2 separate regions of the Homo sapiens genome follow, and region 1 is linked to region 2. A link is an interaction called in ENCODE POLR2A ChIA-PET data of the cell type or tissue named here. Cell type or tissue: A673. All regions are shown on one strand. Links, peaks and the distances in the headings refer to the core of each region. The heading gives the core; the rest is flanking DNA. Region 1 has its middle 130 kb from the start of SNORA88. Region 2 has its middle 110 kb from the start of WT1-AS.

Region 1 (9,642 bases), core at 439-8,438, 52 kb after region 2:
AACAACCATAAGCTTTGTTCCTCTAAATATCCAACACTGTGGGAAGGGCTTTTTTTTTCCCATGTGTTTCTGCTTTATTGGTACTTTTACTGCCTAGAAGGATGTAAGACAGTGGTGAAAGAGTCAATCTGCTACTTGGGCCACTAAAATAGGCCACTGAACAGATAAGTGTATTCATTTTATCTATTAGGAACTGTATCCACATGTGGGTAAGAAAGACCTAAAAGAGTGGCCTAATCGAGACCATCCTGGCCAACATGGTGAAACCCCATCTCTACTAAAAATACAAAAATTAGCTGGGCGTGGTGGCACATGCCTGTAGTCCCAGCTACTCGGGAGGCTGAGGCAGGAGAATCGCTTGAACCTGGGAGGCAGAGGTTGCAGTGAGCCGAGATCTGCAGTGAGTTGAGATCGCACCACTGCACCACTCCAGCCACTGGCGACAGAGCAAGACTCTGTCTCAAAAAAAAAAAAAAAAAAAAAAAAAAAAGAGTGGCTTAAATACACATTATAGAAGAAGTGTGGAAAGAGGCAGCCAGAGCTGGTATGACGTTTCCATACATCCATGAAGGACTAAGCCTCCTTCTGTATTTGTCTTCTACTATCCCATTACTTGGCTTCCATGGCTTCATGGTCTAAGAGGGCTCTTTCTAATATTTTGTCCACATTCCAGACAGTAGTAGGGAAAAAGGTTGCTTCTCCAAACTGTCAGCTCCTTTTAAGGTGCTGTCTTCAAGTCCCCACAGTCTTTTCATTTATATCTCATGGGGCAGTATTTAATCATGGACACAGCTAGCTACAAGGAAGGCTGGGAAATATGGCCTTTTGTTCTGGGCAGCTGCACAACCAGCCAAAATTTGGGGTTCTACAACTACAAAAGAAGTGAAAATGGATCTTTAGAGACCACCAGCCACATTCATGGAAAACAATATTGAAGGATTTTCCTTCTTGCCTTGGAAATAAAGAGTGATAAAAGATCTACTTAATTTGGACAAATCTCCCCACTTTTAGACGAACTTTAGGTTTGGTTATGCCCTGTTTTCCTCTCCAGGAATTTCCTTCTAGCCCTATGCGAAAGGTTAAAATATAGCTGTGTTTTCAGTCCTTCCTTCTCCTTTCATTGCTGCCTAGTTAGCATTAATACAGGGACAAAGATGAAAATTGTTAGAGCTGAGTGCAAGTTTGAATTAAATCTAACCCCTTCTTTCATGCACCAAGTATGAGGTCTAGTCTTTCCTTCCTTAATAACAACTGGCAATAGTTAAACCTTATATAATGTTTAATACAGGCAGTCCTTGTTTTGCATAGTTCTGATATGCACAAATTTCACTTACTACAGTTTAATTAAATAACACCAGTCCCTCAACAATATGATTCAAATTTTAGTTACCACATATATTAGCTGTGAGCAATTGCATGAAGTACAGACTTTGCTGCTAGCTCTTTAGTTCCACCAAGTCACTATATAAGTAACAGATGTGCATCATGATTGGTGACTAATCCGTCACTTCTTTCGAAGTCTTTCAGTGATTGGTCACTGTGCATCTGTTATTTAGTTCACAAACAGACAACAAAGTGTGGAGTTTATTATCTTGTTTCTTAGTGGTAAACCTGAGCAACATTGTACAAATGTGGAAAATTGAAAGAGGGAATTGGCCAAAAGAAAAAAAGAAGATGCAAAAAAGAAACGAAAAAATAGGGCCGGGCGTGGTGGCTCATGCCTGTAATACCAGCACTTTCGGAGGCTGAGGTGGGTGGATCACGAGATCAGGAGATCAAGACCATCTTGATCTCTTGATCAATGTGGTGAAAACCCGTCTCTACTAAAATACAAAAAAATTAGCCAGGCGTGGTGGCATGTGCCTGTAATCCCAGCTACTTGGGAGGCTGAGGCAGGGGAATTGCTTGAACCTGGGAGGCGGAGGTTGTGGTGAGCTGAGATTGCGCCACTGCACTCCAGCCTGGCGACAGAGCAAGACTCCGTCTCAAAAAAAAAAAAAAAAAAAGAAAAAAGAAAAAATGATAACACTGGAAATGAAGTTTGAATCAAACATAAATGTAGTTACAGAAGAAACAGCTGATCATGGGAATGTTGACACTACTGCCTTTTGAAAGACACGCAATCAGAAGAATCTGTTCAAGGCAAAGTTACTGACATAAATGAGGAAGGTGGTTGTAATGAAGGGATCAACATATCCCAGAGGAAATGATTCTGGAAAAAATCTTCACATTAAAGGAACCCTTGGAGATATTTTGTGGCATTGAAAGCGTAAGGGATAAAATGTTGGAAGCTGACCCAAACTTTGAAAGGAGTATGACAATTTGCCAAGGCATAGGAAAGATGCTCACTCCATATTGTAAATTATATGATGATAAAAAAGCAAGCATTGTTCAAATGAATATTGTTAAGCTCTTTACAAATAAATCAAGCATTTTATTCTCAATGTTACTAACACTTTAGATCAACATAGAAAACAAACATTCATTTTACTATTTCTTCCATTTTTCTTCATATTTATAACCAATAGGGAGAGAGTTTTTTAATGTTTTGACAATATTTTTAAAGGTCAAGGAAATATGATAATTTTTCCTGTTCATTATTAAAAAGTTTGGCACAGTTTCAACTTGCATGGCCATTTTTATGATCCTGCACTACAGTGCAAAGTGAGGATGGCCTGAAGTTCATGGAGTTACACTGTTTAATATTCACAACAATTCTGCAACTCAGGGCAGATATTGTCACTCCCCTTTTTATTTTGAATGAAAATCACAGAGATTAATTAAGTTCAAAATTGCACAGCTAAGTAACCTGCAGGTCTGGAACCAAGGCAGTTTCACTTTAAATTTTGTGCTTCTTATACCCTCACTACCACAACACCCACATTCTTTCCGATTAATCCCATTGAGATGTGAGGTATAAACAGGGAAAATGTCCCAGATGTTAAGGCCTCAACAATCTAATGTGTTTTGTGTCACATTACACTGATTGTGGATCAGTTAGTGTCCTTATGTCACAAGCAACAAACACCAAGCCCAACATGGTAGATTGCTTACAGTAAGAGACCCCAGTGATTCATTTTTTCTTGTATCCACTTTTCTTGGAAAGGTTTCTTGGTCACTTCTCTAATTAAGATGGAATCTATTCTCCTATCCCTTGAATCTAGGCTGATTTAAAAATTATATTTGACGAATAGAATGTAGGAAAAGGGAAGTTGCAGTTTTTCCTTTCATCCTCTCAGAACATTTCTCCATCATGCAATGAAGCCTTGTTTAATTTACTTGAGAATGAGAGGACACAGGGAGAACTAAGGTGCTCCAGCCGGCACTTCATTTGGTTTCTACAAAGTGAGCGAGTGAGGCCATTTGGGATCAGTCAGCCCCCAGCTGATCTGCCCACTGATTGCAGATGCTTAAGTGAATCCAGCTGACACCACATGGAGCGGAGCTACACCATCCCATCTGAGCCCTATCCTAATTGCCAATTCATAGAATGGTGAGTATATAAATGATTATTATCTTAAGCTGTTAAGTTTTGGAATGGATTGTTATGTGGCAAACCACTAAAGTAAAAAAGGGAATTTACTGGACGAATATGGGGTTGTTTGCAGGATTGAAGGGAAAGCTGAAGAACAGAAAACTTTGTAGAAGAAATTACTGCTTCTAGAGAGAATGAATGCTAGCTGTTTGTTTTGCTCCTGTGTTGTTCTGCTAGAGAAGTCCTGGGGGAGAAAAGTTGGTAGGTCACATGTCCATCCTATGGATGTATTGATTTATGAAGGGAAAGCCTGGAAGAAGAAACTTTCTGGTTCTTCTTAAACTTTGTAGTTTGGGGAGGCAAACACTTAGATTTATCCCCCCAAATTGAATGCAGATACTTCTAAAAGAAATCAGGTGTTGTAAAAGAGGAGGAGTGGATGCTGGACATCTTCAGAATGACAACTGTCCATTAGAGTAACTTCTCTGATGAAGGTTTAAAAACATTTTTTTTTTTTTTTTTCTGAGACAGGGTCTCACTCCATCACCCAGGCTGGAGTGCAGTGGCATGATCTCGGCTCACTGCAACCTCTGCTTCCCAGGTTCAAGCGATTCTCCTGACTCAGCCTCTTAAATGGCTGGGATTACAGGTGTGCGCCACCACGCCTGGCTAATTTTTGTATTTTTAGTAGAGACCGGGTTTCACCATGTTAACCAGGATGGTCTCAAATTCCTGACCTCGTGATCTGCCCGCCTCGGCCTCCCAAAGTGCTGGGATTACAGGCGTGAGCCACCGCGCCTGGCCCTTGAAAACATTTAAAAGTCTACACAGTTTGTTATTTCATGGCAAATAAGTTGTGGGAAATTGAAGGAATTTTATACCCACATAGTAGGCTTATAATTCAACATATGGAGAGAAATTGCATCTTAGACTCATAGAAGATTAAATGTATAAAGGACATTAGAACTCAGTGAGGCCAAGCCCCTCAGTTTATAGATGAAGAAACTGAGTCAAAGGTGATTAGGTGAAGGGTAAATTAAGGTCATGACAAAACCAGGACTAGAACCTGGATTTAAAAAAATAGCCTTAGTGGGATTTGGGAAGGAAAAGAAAATGCATGTGGTATGTTTGAAATTTGCATTACCTTTCTTTTTGGGTATTCTTAGAGTCAAGACTCTTTTGAAAGCCTCCCCTGACTATGTGTGGTGCTCTCCTATCCTCCCTCCTGACCCTCCCACTACCCATCATTTCTTTCCCATTCCCAAACTCATTCAAGGGTGTGTTTCAGACAAATATTGCTCTGGGACAATCTAACCCTGAAAAATCAGAAAAGGTTGACTGACATCCAACAGCCAAGCCAACTGGCGCTTGAGTCAGGGTAACATTGTCCTGTCAAGATTGAAACATTCTTAAAACTTCATCTTGGTAGCAGCTACACTGTATTTTCCATTTTTTTGAACCTCCTAGATTTTTGAAGGATATTTGCATAAAAATAGCATTTTCGGCTAGGCGCAGTTGGTCATGCCTGTAATCCCAGCACTTTGGGAGGCCAAGGTGGGTGGATCACAAGGTCAGCTGTTTGAGACCAGCCTGACCAACATAGTGAAACCCCATCTCTACTAAAAATACAAAAAAATTAGTTGGGCGTGGTGACAGGCACCTGTAATCCCAACTACTCAGGAAGCTGAGGCAGGAGAATCACTTGAACCTGGGAGGTGGAAGTTGCAGTGAGTCAAGATCGTGCCACTACACTCCAGCTGGGGTGACAATGCGAGACTCTGTCTCAAAAAAAAAAAAAAAAAAAAAAGCATCTTCACACTCTTGGCAGTTCCTGAGGAGTACTGTTCCTTTAAACTCTTAATCCTGTTAGTGAGGCATGTCGATTAGACTGTATCATGGGAGATTATGGCATCTGAGAAGAAATAGCCAGTTGGAGAAGCTGAAACTCTGTATGAACATAGACCTATCTAGGAAAAAACACTCTGATTGCTATTAATGAAAACCATTATAAGAAATAAAAACAAGAGGGTAATGGGAAAGAACATATAGATGGAAAAATATTGCAAAATTGAGTTTAAAGAGTATTTGGATCTAAGATCTGGAAGAATAATAAGAAATCAGTAACAGTGGTTGCCTCTGGGAAGGAGAACGGGTGGCTGGAGATCTGGATAGGAGAGGTACTTTTCAGTTGTGAACATGTCTCGAAATGTATTGCCTGCTCAGAAGGAAATCAACGAAGTAAGTATGAAGTGCTGCAAATAGTTACTTTACCAAAAGCAAGTATTTGGATTTGAGAACTTCCATTGTGTTTGTTAACATTTCAAACACGTTTTATAAATGGCTTTGGGGAAGGAGTTTTAAAAGCATCTCATTTAGCTTTGTTCTCTTGACTAATTATTAAGTAATATGGTGTCTCAGTTTGTTTTGTGCTGCTATAACAGAATACCACAGACTGGGTAATTGATAAAGAACAGAAGTTTATTTCTCACAGTTCTGAAGGTGAGGGGTCTAAGGTCCGGGGGCCAGCATCTGAAGAGGACCTTCTTGCTGCATTATTCCAATGTGGAAGGCGGAAGGACAAGAGAGTGTGGGAGTAGGGAGGGGGAAGGAAGGGGGCCAAACCACTCCTTTCACTCCTTTCCTTGCTAACAAATTAATACACTCATGAGGGCAAAGCCCTCATGACCCAATCACCTCTTAAATTCCCACCTCTCAACACTGTTGCATTGGGAATTGTTTCTGACACATGAACTTTGGGGGGCACATTCAAATCATAGCATATGGGGTTTTCTTTGCCTAAACATTTGGTTGTTGCTACCCTTAAGGGTTTTCTTTTTTCCCTCAATACATCATTTCAGTATTTTCTACTTTGGCATTAATCGATTTTTTAGTCCTGTTGAAGACTGACAAATAAATAAAATCCCATTTTCCATCTTTGTAGTCTTCTTGCACACTATTGGATAATTTAAAAATACTTCCCAACCCCCTTTTTTTAATTGTATCTCCCTTCTCCTCTTAAAATGTGGTCTTTCTATGTAATGGACCAATTGTTCTCCTGCTAAGGTAGATTATTTTGCCATTTGTTGGCTGTTTCAGTGTGTAATGAGTTAGTTAAATCAAGGTTTGTGACTCTAAAGGTTCCACACTGGCAAATATGGAGATAGCGGTTCTCAGTGGGTTCAGCTTAATGGAGATTTTTCCATTTTGAAAGACATGATCTTTGATGTTTTTACCATGGTTTTGCCTCCTCTAGAAATAATACCAGGGTTGCCTTTATTTCTGATAGGAGAGGGTCTATAGAAAGAAAGGATGTTGGCTTCAAGGTACAGGTTTTGGCAGATTCAGTGCCATCTCATTGGTTACAAAGCCTTCCTGGAAAGCATGCAATTATCCAGCTTGCACAGCACAATTAAGTAAACAATTCATTTAGTCTCTCTATCCATTGCAGAGGGACTGGGGTGGCTTGGGAGATTGGAAATGGGAGCTGTAGCCTTTTCTTTTGACGTAGGTGATTTGGATCTGTTAGCGTAGTGACCACAGAGTGTTTCCATCTGATGGCTGTGTGGCGACCCATGTAAAACAGACTGGTGGTTTCAGGCCCTTGGAGAGGCAGTCACATCTCAACATCCAGGATCCCAGCTGGCAGAAATATGTGAGGATTATACCGACGTGATTCTATTCAGTTTGTGCCTTAGTGAAATTCGTATCTTGAAAATCCTGCTTGAATCAAAGTGAGATTTAGTGTACCTTCGTAAAGCTCTGAGCGAAGGTCTCAGCCTTCTACGTTTGTTGTATGATTAGCACACTTGGCCTGTTTACTTTGGCTTAGAGGCTTTAGGAATCTTTAGGTTTTTAAGATTTCTCCCAGTTCTCTCCAACATTTGTGAATGCCAGGGATAATATATTTACTCACAGTTAGTACAAACTGCTTGAAGAAACATGATATTTGGATATAGGATTCTGTTTTCAACTTGTAGTAAATCATGGCACATCTTGGTAGTTTTAGGCTGAATGAGGCTTCTTGTAAACTAAAAAGATATGCTTACAAACTGGAAAGTGCCATTAGGACCTAAGATATTCCTTAAACTGGCCTGGAAGGCCATGTTACTTGATCCACTGGTTTTCCCTAGCATTTTTGTTTTCCAACCCTAGTATTTAACAGTCCTCTACACTCCCACCCCCTCCCTTCACACACAGACACACACACGCACTTACTAATTCTATTGCTTTTTCTAGTTGGAAGAGGCAATCCACATCTAGGCCTCAGGTAGCATTTCAAAACTGAATGAGATTCTTATACAAGGCATATATGTGAGAGTGTGTGCTCAAAATCTCAGGGTGCCATAGTTGCCAATGACATCTGCAATATGCTGTAATATATTTTATTTTAATTTTTCCTGGTTTTAATTAATTACTAAATCCACTAATTTTTGAATTAAAAATTTTTTTGACTTTTAATTTAGGTTCAGGGGTCACATGTACAGGTTTGTTACATGGGTAAATTGCATGTTGCTTTGGTTTGGTGTACAAAGGATCCCATCACCCAGGTAGTGAGTATAGTATCTGATACGTAGTTTTTCAGCACACGTCCTCCTCCCACCCTCCCACCTCAAGTAGTACCCAGTGTCTGTTATTCCCATCTTTACGTCCATGTGTATTTAATGTTTAGCTCCCACCTGTAAGTTAGAACATGTGTTATTTGCTTTTCTGTTATTGTGTTAATTTGCTTAGGATAATGGCCTTCAGCTGCATCCATGTTGCTGCAAAAGAAATGATCTCATTCTTTTTAAGACTGCATAGTATTCCATGGGGGTATAGGTACCACATTTTCTTCTTTTCTTTTTCTTTCTTTCTTTCTTTCTTTCTTTCTTTCTTTCTTTCTTTCTTTCTTTTTCTTTTTCTTTCTTTCTTCCTCTTTCCTTCCTTCCATCTCTCCCTCCCTTCCTTCCTTCTTCTTCTTTCTTTTCTTTTTCTTTTCCTTTCTTTCTCTTTCTCTCTCTCTTCCTTTCCTTCCTTCCTTCTTCCTTCCTTTCTTCCTTTCTCCCTTCCTTCCCCCCCACTTTCCTTCCCTTCCCTCCCCCTTCCCCTTCCCATTCCCCTTCCCCTTCCCTTCCCTTTTCTTTTCTTTTCTTTTCTTTTCTTTCTTTTTTTTTTTTCTTCAGGATCTCCCTCTATTGCCCAGGCTGGAGTGCAGTGGCGCAATTATGCATTACTGCAGCCTTGACCTCTGGGGCTCAGGTGATCCTCCCATCTCTGCAGGCGCATGCCACCATGCCCAGCTAATTTTTTTTTTTTTTTTTGGTATTTTTGTACAGATGGGGTTTCTCCTTGTTGCCCAGGTCAGTCTTGAACTCCTGAGCTCAAGCGATCCACCTGCATCGGCCTTCTACTAAAGTGCTGGGATTACAGGCATGAGCCACCGTGCTGGCTGTACCACATTTTCTTTATCCAGTCCATCGTTGATGGGCATGCTGTGATATTTTAGACAGTGACCATTTGCCTAAGGATTCTTTGAAGACACACAACAGGTGTTGCAGTGTTGGGCAGAAATCTTAATAAAATATGGATAATAAAATCTTCTTTAGAGCCTAAGAGGATGCCACAGCCTTAGTCACTGGAATGTCTAGGCCCTTCTTTTCCACCAACCCATCTATCCCTAATATTTTGTCGTGGTCTAAAGGCTTTCCTAAGGATTGGATGTCTCTTGGTGTGAACACCAAAGAGGCCTGAGTTTTCTGAATTGTGACTTGTCAATGTCATGCATCCTATTTCAGATGAAACACGCTCCTCCCCATCTCTCCTGGGAAGCCCCACCCACCTTTCCTCTTCCTTTTCCATTTATGCAGCTGCCTGGCAGCCCACCTGGTAGGTGATAAGTGTAACTGATGGAGAAGTCCACATGTGAGCTAATTAGCTCTGTGGAAGTTGGGAGCATACTGACGCATCTGCTGCGGTTCTGGGAAGCTATGTGTGGGGTGGGGGAGTGGAAAGCAGGGCCAGGAAACAACCCTTCTCCAGAGTGGTCTGTGATTGGCTGCATGCCAGATCATTTTCAACTAGAGGCTTCTTAGCAAGTGAGATCAGTAGGCACCCACCAGTTCCTGTCTGGAGTCATGGTGGGGCTATGAAAGTCGTGGGTGGGGTGGAAGGGAGTGCTAGGGGGAGGG
Region 2 (9,642 bases), core at 608-8,607:
ACCTCTGCCCCCCATTCTCCTGCCTCAGCCTCCCAAGTAGCTGGGATTACAGGCATGTGCCACCACACCTGGCTAATTTTGTATTTTTAGTAGAGACAGGGTTTCACCATGTTGGTCAGGCTGGTCTCGAACTCCTGACCTTAGGTGATCCGCCCACCTCAGCTGCACAAAGTGCTGGGATTACAGGCGTGAGCCACCGTGCCTGGCCGGTTTATCTTTTTTTTTTTTGAGATAGAGTCTCGCTCTGTCACCCAGGCTGGAGTGCAGTGGCGCAGTCTTGGCTCACTGCAACCTCTGCCTCCCGGGTTCAAGCGATTCTCCTCCAAGTAGCTGGGACTACAGGCACGAGCCACCATGCCCGGCTAACTTTTTGTATTTTTAGTAGAGGCAGGGCTTCACCGTGTTAGCCAAGATGGTCTCGATCTCTTATAGAGAATATTTCAGCCCAGGTTCCCATTCAGATCTGCTTATGCAAATGAAGGATTCAAGCTTGCTTAGTTCTGATTGGTTGGTGTTTGTTGGGCTCTGATTGGTCAATGGACATCACAGTTTATTGGTTGGTTCAGATGGCATATATATCAACATGTGGCTATGAAAGTACCAAAGTTAAGCAGAAGTGCAGGTTTTCTGGAAACTCAGAGTAGGTGTGTAATGTCTAGTCAGCAAATGGCCACTTGGCTCTAATCTGAATTTAGGCCCATTTAGCCACTCTGGATTCATCTTCAGGGATGATTCATCTTTAGGCTTTTTCAGGGTTCACAAGCGTATTTAATGTATTTTTGACTTAATATTTTCAATGTACAATGGATTTATTGGGTCATAACCCAATCATAAATCAGGGAACATCTGTATATAAAATGAGATGCCACTTATATTTGTTTTAATCTGTAAATAAAACATATAAAGTCTTTTAAAAAAGGGTCTAGGGTTCAGGAAAGAGAATAAATGAAAATTTGCTATCACTGGCTTAAGAATATATTGAAGTTTGGGAATTTGATGGTGTGTGAAGTAGGACTAAATTAAGGAATAACTACTAAAGTAGTTATTCCTTAATTCAACAGACTTGCATTAAATGCTTCTTATATCTAAAGCATTGTGTTAGCACTCAAGTAAAATACAGAGATGAATAAGACTTTAATATTTAAGGCTGTCTGCAGTCCTTTAATAAAGTAACACATTAAGGTACAACTGACTGTATTGAAACATGACACTAATAAAAGCTGATTGTATTAAGAACTATGAGATTTCAACAGTTGAAGAATTTTGAGGAATTCAAAGAAAAGACTTATGACTTCACAAAGACTCAGCATTTGAGCTGGACTTGGAAGTTGAGTAGAGAAGAGGAGGGAGAGAGCTCAAATCTGACTGAGGATGAGTAGATGCGCAGTGGCAGGAAACCTTGAAATCTATTTAGGAAATGGAAAACAGCTGAGTTGACTAGACCATGAGGTTCCCTGGGATGGGAAATGAGGCTGGTTGAGGGGGTTGGAGCGACAAGTACAAAAAAAACTCACATGCTAGCTGAAGGGTCTGTCCTTCCTTATTTCGTGGGCCATGGGGAGCCACTCAGAGTGTCCAAGTATAGTTGTGGCATGCTTAGCATTGTACTTTGGAAGCATTCCTCTGTTGGTGGTTAAGATATTATTAGAGGGAAGAGAGCTGAGGGATATGGAGACCAATGAGGAGGCTATTGGGATAGTCTAGTGGGGAGAGTCATGAAGACTTCAACTAACATGGCAGCAGAGAAGGTAGGAAGAAAGGGGGTTGATGGAAAAGGTATGGCTGGAGCCGAATTTATAGTTAGATCAGTGATGGAATGTGTTGACAGAAGAGGAAATCAGAAAAGACTCTATGGTTTTGAGATTGGGTGCCACTGACAAAATGGAGATGTCAAGAAAGGAAGAGCTAAGCACATAAAAAAAAAAAAAAGGGAGATCAATGGGTGTGAAGCTGAGAAGTGAGAAAATTGGACGTCAAATTTCTACACTGTAGGACTTCTCCGATTTTTGACATAGAATGCATCATCTGGCATTTTCCAGGCTGACCTTAGAAAATTCTCTTTCCTCCTTCCCAAACATTTCTCAGGAGAGTTTGGAAATGTGTTTACAGGCCAGGCCTACAAGTAAGGAGAAAGCCAGGTGCTTTGGATTTTCAGGCTGTCCTCTTTAACAGCGTCAGGCCTACATTAGATCAAGAAAACACCTCACTGTAAGCCTCACGCCCAGGACGCTGAGTTCTGGAACCCAGATCAGCCTGCATTTGTCCATGTCTTCTAGCTGCTATTCTAGGCCTTATTTCATCATGCCTTGGATCTATAGCATCTGAGGAGTACAGTATCCTCTTTGAAAGGAAGTGAGTGAGAATTTCACACTCGTGCCTGAAGGGCTGGGAATTTACTGAGAAAATTTGAATTTTCTTAAGCACACTGAAGGCCTGAAAGAGGTGGAGGCTTGGCTACTGCTCTTGTTTAGGCATTGTTCCCTTTAGAACAGGGCCCTTGGGTTTTGGGTTTTGAAACATCATGTATGTTATTTAACACCAGATCATCTAAACTGACTCATCTCTAGGTCGGCTGCAAGCTGTCCAAGTGATTTAAGGATGTGATTCCAGTTAAATCGAAGCCTCCCTTTACCAGAAAGTCATCCCTGTGATTTAAAAAAAATGTGGTAAAATAAAATATATACAACATCAAATGTACCATGTAAACCATGTTTAGGTGTACATTTCGTGGCATTAAGTACATTCACAATGTTGTGCAGCCATCAACACCATCCATCTCTAGGACTCTTTTCATCTTGCAAAATTGGAACTCTATACTAATTAACAATAATTCCCCATTTCCTACTCCTCCCAGCCCTGGCAACTACCATTCTATTTTTTTTTTTTTTTTTTTTGAGATGGAGTCTCACTCTGTCACCCAGGCTGGAGTGCAGTGGCACGATTTCGGCTCACTGCAACCTCCGCCTCCTGGGTTCAAGCGATTCTCTTGCCTCAGCCTCCCGAGTAGCTGGGATTACAGGCGCCCGCCACTACACCCGGCTAATTTTTGTACTTTTAGTAGAGATGGGGTTTCACCATGTTGGCCAGGCTGGTCTTGAACTCCTGACCTCATGATTTGTCTGCCTCAGACTCCCAAAGTGCTGGGATTACAGGTGTGAGCCGCTGTGCCCAGCCTACGATTCTATTGTCTATGAATCTGATCACCCTAGGTATCTCATATAAGTGGAGCCACACAATATTTGTTCTTTTGTGTCTGCCTTATTTCACTTAGCATATTGTCTTCAAGGCTTATCTATGCTGTAGCATGTGTCAGAATTTCCTTCCTTTTTTAAGGCTGAATAATATTCCATTGTAGAGATATACCACATTTTATTTATTCACCCACCTGTCCATAGACATTTGGCTTGCTTCTATCTCCCTGTAACCTTAAGTTCTTTAAGTACTTCCTGCCACACAAGTTGGAGATGCCTTTTGGATGTGTTTTAATTATGTTTAAGTTATTAATAGAAAATTGGAAACCATCTTACTAACTCAAGATGTGAAATTGGATCCATCAAACTTTAGAGAAAAAACCACTTTTTAATCTCCATTTGAAGTGGATTTGAATAGAAGCAGTTGTGTACTTGACTGGAAGTCGTGGTCCCAGAAGCTAACCAGTGATTCCTGGCAGGAGAAGTAAATGCCTTTTAGTTCAGGAAGGGAAAAGGGTTGTCTTACCAGGAAGCAGTTCAACATTGGGGCCCTTTGTGCTTCCCAGGTCCTGGCAAGGCCTTGGGCATTTGGAGAGAGAGGTGGAAAAGTCAGTAGGTTGGTTGGAAATCCAGTCTCAGACTCATGCAGGAACGTGGGTGTTTCCCAGGAACATGCTACTTTGGGAGCTGCTTCCTGGTTTAGTTTTGAGTGGGAGAGAAGAACAGATTAGAAGCGAAGAGCAGATTGGTGGACTGGAGGGAGATGGAAACCAGAGTCCTTTCCTCAGCCCACCTTCCCACACCAACCTTCTTTCCTCTTTCCCAGCGGAATCTGGCTCAGAGAAAACAAAACAAATTTGAGCTATTAGGTGTGGCATATTTTCAAGGCTAGTTGGGAAGTAGCCACTTGATGAGGTTTGTTTTGTTTTGTTTTGTTTTGTTTTTTTCTTTTTTCCGTCTTGCCAGCCTCACAGGGAACCAGATTTTTTTTTTTTTTTTTTTTTTTTGAGACGGAGTCTCGCTCTGTCTCCCAGGCTGGAGTGCAGTGGCGCAGTGGTGTGATCTCAGCTCACTGCAACTTCCGCCTCCTGGGTTCAAGCGATTCCCCTGCCCCAGCCTCCCGAGTAGCTGGGATTACAGGCGCATGCCACCACGCCCGGCTAATTTTTTTGTATTTTTAGTAGAGACGGGTTTTCACCGTATTAGCCAGGATGGTCTCGATCTCCTGACCGCGTGATCCGCCCACCTCGGCCTCCCAAAGTGCTGGAATTACAGGAGTGAGCCACCGCGCCTGGCCGGAAAACACAATTATATTCAGTATTTGCATGGGGATACCCATGAACTACTAGCTTGAGGTGTTCATAGATTCAGAATTAGATCGTGCTCCATTCCTTTCAATGATAACATTTCTTTTCGAAGCTGGGATTTTGGTAGTTGCCGTGATAAAAATTGAGTACTGCATGAAAATCAGGGTGGAATAGAAAATCAGGGTAGCAGTCAGTGTTCAATCTTATTCCAGAGTTTAAGAAATTTCCAAAATGACCAATGGGTTTACACATTCAATTAATAAGTAATTGTGTTTAGTTAAGAATGGAATAAAAATGTTTTTTCAATGTGTGTGTATTAACTTTTCAAATGGCTACTCAACTGTTAGGACATAAATGCTTTTTAAGTCGTTTGGACTTCACCACTTAACAAATGGAGCTGTTAGGTATTTCTTTCCTCCCTGGGGTACCATGAAAAATTACCAAGACACTAAGGGCACTGTGTACCAAGAGAATTTGGGAATCTCTGCTTTAATCTGTCAGAAAATACCCTAAATTGTATATTTGCTTTTAAATACATTAAACATGGAATTGGAGATGAGATGGCAAGAAAAAGAAAATAAATATTTTGCCATAAAGTGAAGGTATTTCTAAAGTAAATACCTTTATTTTTCTGATTATAAAATTAGTATGTATAGGTTATTTTTAAAAATCCAGAAAGGTGCAAAACGGAAATTAAAACCTCCATATTCCCAACTCCCTGAGATATAACAGCTGCCAACTTCCAGGCTCCTCTTCCAGGCTCCTCTTCCAGGCTTTTTTCTGTATGTATTTAAGACAGGTATTTTACAAAAATTGAATCATATATATTCTACTATTTATTGTTTTTTTAAAATTAACTATATAACAGTCATTTTCTCGTGTTAACGTGTATATATTTGTAATCATACATAAGGCTTATACATTTACTTTAAGCAGACTTACACTTTCAAGGGAGAAAAACCTCTCAATTCTAAAACCTTTATTACTAATTGTAGGAGGATTCTACTATTAAGAGTAGCTCAACTGTGCCCCCTTGTGGCTTGATGCAATATTTAACATTTTTCTTCAAATGTATTTGTGTAAAAGCCTTGTATTATGTATGACATGAAGGATATAAAGATGAATGAAAATAAGATCTACGCTAGGAGCTCATAGTCTACCAGGGGAGATTAGACATATAATTAAATAACTATGACAGGAAATAAAAAGTATTTGGGAGGCCGAGGCGGGTGGATCACCTGAGGTCAGGAGTTCTAGACCAGCCTGGCCAACATGGTGAAACCCTGTCTCTACTAAAAGTACAAAAAAAAAAAAAAAAAAAAAAAAAAAATTAGCCGGGCATGGTGGCGCATGCCTGTAATCCCAGCTACTCGGGAGGCTGAAGCAGAATTGCTTGAGCCCGGGAGATGGAGGTTGCAGTGAGCCGAGATTGCGCCACTGCACTCCAGTCCAGGTGACAAAGCAAGAGTCTGTCTCAAAAAAAAAAAAAAAAAAAAAAAGAAAAGAAAAGAAAAAGTAATTAGGTATCATAAGAAAGCTATTGTTAAAATCCCATAATCCATCTGTGAAGATTAAAGACTTCATGACACATTCACCACAGAGGCAGCAACAACGATAACAGAGAACATTTACTGAGTGCTTATGATCCAGGAACTACTTTTTTTTTTTTTTTTTTTTTTTTGAGACGGAGTCTTGCTCTGTCGCCCAGGCTGGAGTGCAGTGGTGTAGTCTCGGCTCACTGCAGCCTCTGCCTCTCGGGCTCAAGCACTTCTCCTGCCTCAGCCTCCTGAGTAGCTGAGATTACAAGTGCATGCCACCATACCTGGCTAATTTTTGTATGTTTTTAGTAGAGACGGGGTTTCACCATGTTGGTCAGGCTGATCTCGAATTCCTGACCTTGTGATCCGCCTGCCTCAGCCTTCCAAAGTGCTGGGATTACAGGCATGAGCCACCGCGCCTGGCCCAGGAACTACTTTTTTGCGTTTTTCATGTTTCATTTTTTCAAAGATGGGATATTTCTGATCTAGGGCTTTAAACATGGATACGAATCCCAGGCTAAGGAATGTGACCGTAATTCTGTTGACAGGCGTGAGAACCAGTGATTCACATTTTTGATGGGGAGGTAATTTGATCAGAGCTGGAGAGATTAACCTTTCAGCAATGTGAAGGATGAGAGACTCAGAGCAGAGGGACCAGTTAGGAGGCTACTGCAATGGTCCAAATAGGATCTAATGCCACTCTGAAGAGGTACCACAGAAAATGGAGAGGAGGGAATGAACTTGGGCTTTAATAGGACGCCAGCAATGACAGAATCTCTTTCTTGAGTTTCACATTTTATTCTTGTAAAGCCACAGTAACATTTGGTGAGCTTTGAATGGAAGTGTTCATACTCAGTGGACTTGCTTTATAAGAACTAAGATTGATTCACTCGTGTTCACATGCTGATTTTCCCCCGCTCTTCTCTAAGAAAATAGTTTAAGGACACCAGCTAGACCATACTGTTTGGTCTCAGCTTTGGTAATTTTGCCAGAGACCAAGTCCTGTGTTAGGGCACACTATTCCTAGCTATTCTCTAAATCTGCCATGGTAGCATGGTGTTTGGAGAATGGCGTTACAATATGTTTCTTTTTTTTACCATTGGATAAAAAACCAGAGGAAATTTACTGAATTGGGGCAAACAGGATTTGGATTAGACCTGAAGAACTGATTTCGAGGGTGAGAGACACTGGCACTGTATGATCAAGGGGGCTTCAGCATGCTGTTTTATGGCCATTTTATTTTATTTATTTATTTAGAGACAGGGTCTCCCTCCCTTGCCCAGGCTGGAGTGCAATGGTGTGATCATGGCTCACTGCAGTCTTGAACTTATGGGCTCAAGAGATCCTCCTGCCTCAGCTTCCCAAGTAGCTGGGATTACTGGCTTTTGCCACCATGCCCAGCTAATTTTTTTTTCTTTTTTGGTGCCCAGGCTGAAGTGCAGTGGCACTATTGTGGCTCACTGCAACCTCCGCCTCCCAGGTTCAAGTGATTCTCCTGCTTCAGCCTCCTGAGTAGTTGGGACTACAGACATGCACCACCATGCCTGGCTAATTTTTTTTGTATTTTTAGTAGAGATAGGTATTCACCATGTTAGCCAGGCTGGTCTCAAACTCCTGACCTCAGGTGATCTGCCTGCCTTGGCCTCCCGAAGTGCTGGGATTACAGGTGTGAGCCACTGTGCCCGGCCAACCCAGCTAGTTTTTAATTTTAATTTTATTTATTTATTTATTTATTTATTTTTCTTTTTTGTAGAGACGAGGTCTTGCTATTTTGCCTAGGCTGGTCTTGAACTCCTACTCTCAAGCAGTCCTCCCACCTTGACCTCCCAAAGTACTGGGAGTATAGGCATGAGCCACTGTGCCCAGCCTGTGGCTATTTTAAAAGATGAGATAGTTCATTGACATGATTGGAATTTAGTTTGTCTTCCAAAACAATCAAAATTTAATCTAATTTATGAATACTTATAAAAGAAATCCTGCCTTTAATATTATAAGCACCTACAGCAGTGATTATCAAAACAAGATCTGCAGTTCACTGGTGAGCCATCAGAATATTCTTGATGGGCTCGAGCCTATCCCTAAAATATATAGGGTATTATTTTTATAATAAAAGTTGGGTGTGTAAGCTTGCATTTGTCTCTGATAAAGCTAGTACGAAATGGTTCAGTTGTCTTCCTCTCAGTTCTTTGTTACCTCCAGCTTTGTTACTCCAGTTGTTACCTCCAGCTTTGTTACCCCAGTTCTTTGTTACCTTCCATGCCTATGTGACCATGTCACATAGGGGCACAGATGTGGAGAGAAGTGGTTACATTGATCTCTTTTTGTGCATTTCCCCAGTAACTAGTGAACTTCTTTGCACTTTAAAGGTCCTCTTAAATATTGTTCCTTGAGAAACTATCTTGAGTTCTAACACCTTTTAAACATAAGTAAATTGAATGGGGAAAATTAAGTGAGGCATTTCTAGGGCATCCAGGACGTAGAATTGAAGAGGATTTACATGGCTTTCTCTTTCTCTGAATGTTAGAGAATATGCTTTTGCTCCTGGGCAAAGAGGTGTGACTGAATATAATATATAATGCTGTTCCTGAGTTTTGGATCACTAATTAACATGCTTGAGCTATTTCAAACTTTACTGGAATCATAATTCAAAACTGATTTGTCATTGGTATAGAGCAGTATCATATTTCAAACACTATTAGATTAGAATTATGTACTTTATCACTTTTTAACCGTTTAAATTACATTTGTGTTAATAGGATCTGTGTTTTAACATCAACAGGCGGATGGTTGGATTGCATGGTTCATGTCTAGTTGAGTTTTTATGGCTAATTGGGCACATATGTACTAAAAACCCCTCTAGAAATGAAGGATTTTACTAAAAATGAGCAGATTTTTATAACAGGCAGCTTATTTTCATCTACTTAAGTAGCCTTTTAAACATGAACCATTTTTCAGTACAACTGTATCTTAATGTGTTAACTTTTTTTTTTAACACAGATTTCTTTCACTAGCTTAATGGGAATTCACAGAAATCATAGCCTTTTAATTGAAGCCAATATGTTTCAGTGCCAGATATTCTGAAGAATTCCAATGAACCAAAAAAGAACACATTTCTGAACTGGAAGGGTGCATATGGGACCCTTCAGAAGCCTGACAGAAATGCCTGATGGAAGGCTTTGAAACTGGAAAAATATTAATAAAGAGAACATTAGTGTGGTTTTCAGAATAGCTTAAATAATGTGTGTCGTGAAATCATTTTCTATACCAAAGGATGGATGGATTGAAAAATTGAGACTCTTGCCTAGTCTTGATGCTATAAAGTCTAAATTGGACTTCAGTCCATTTGAAATAATAAAGATAATCTATGATAGTTGTATTTATTGAACCCAAAACTAATATGAGTGACCGTATTTTCTTTTTCTTTTCTTTTCTTTTCTTTTCTTTTTTTTTTGAGATTGAGTTTCACTCGGTCATCAGGCTGGAGTGCAATGGCACCATCTCGGCTCACTGCAACCTCCGCCTCCCAAGTTCAAGCGATTCTACTGCCTCAGCCTCCTGAGTAGCTGGGACTACGGGCATCCGCCACCATGCCCAGCTACTTTTTGT

What was found. ChIA-PET counts read pairs that join two places held together with the same protein. Peaks named below come from ENCODE experiments on the same cell type or tissue, not always from the same donor. Only the 100,000 strongest peaks of a DNase experiment are listed, where the experiment ranks them.
Region 1: POLR2A ChIA-PET joins it to region 2 with 10 read pairs; 3 of 35 experiments call an interaction of 5 or more read pairs at or near these places.

The regions. Positions count from the first base shown.
Region 1 is chr11:32,267,868-32,277,509 of GRCh38, reverse strand. No RefSeq gene overlaps it. Among named protein-coding and RNA genes, the nearest start is that of SNORA88, 130 kb to the right of the region's middle. In A673, for the core only: no CTCF peak of the experiment used is centred there; a DNase peak (open chromatin) is centred at 5,339.
Region 2 is chr11:32,319,602-32,329,243 of GRCh38, reverse strand. No RefSeq gene overlaps it. Among named protein-coding and RNA genes, the nearest start is that of WT1-AS, 110 kb to the left of the region's middle. In A673, for the core only: a CTCF peak has its summit at 5,532 (motif pointing left); DNase peaks (open chromatin) are centred at 1,401, 2,503 and 5,523; H3K27me3 peaks cover 476 bases.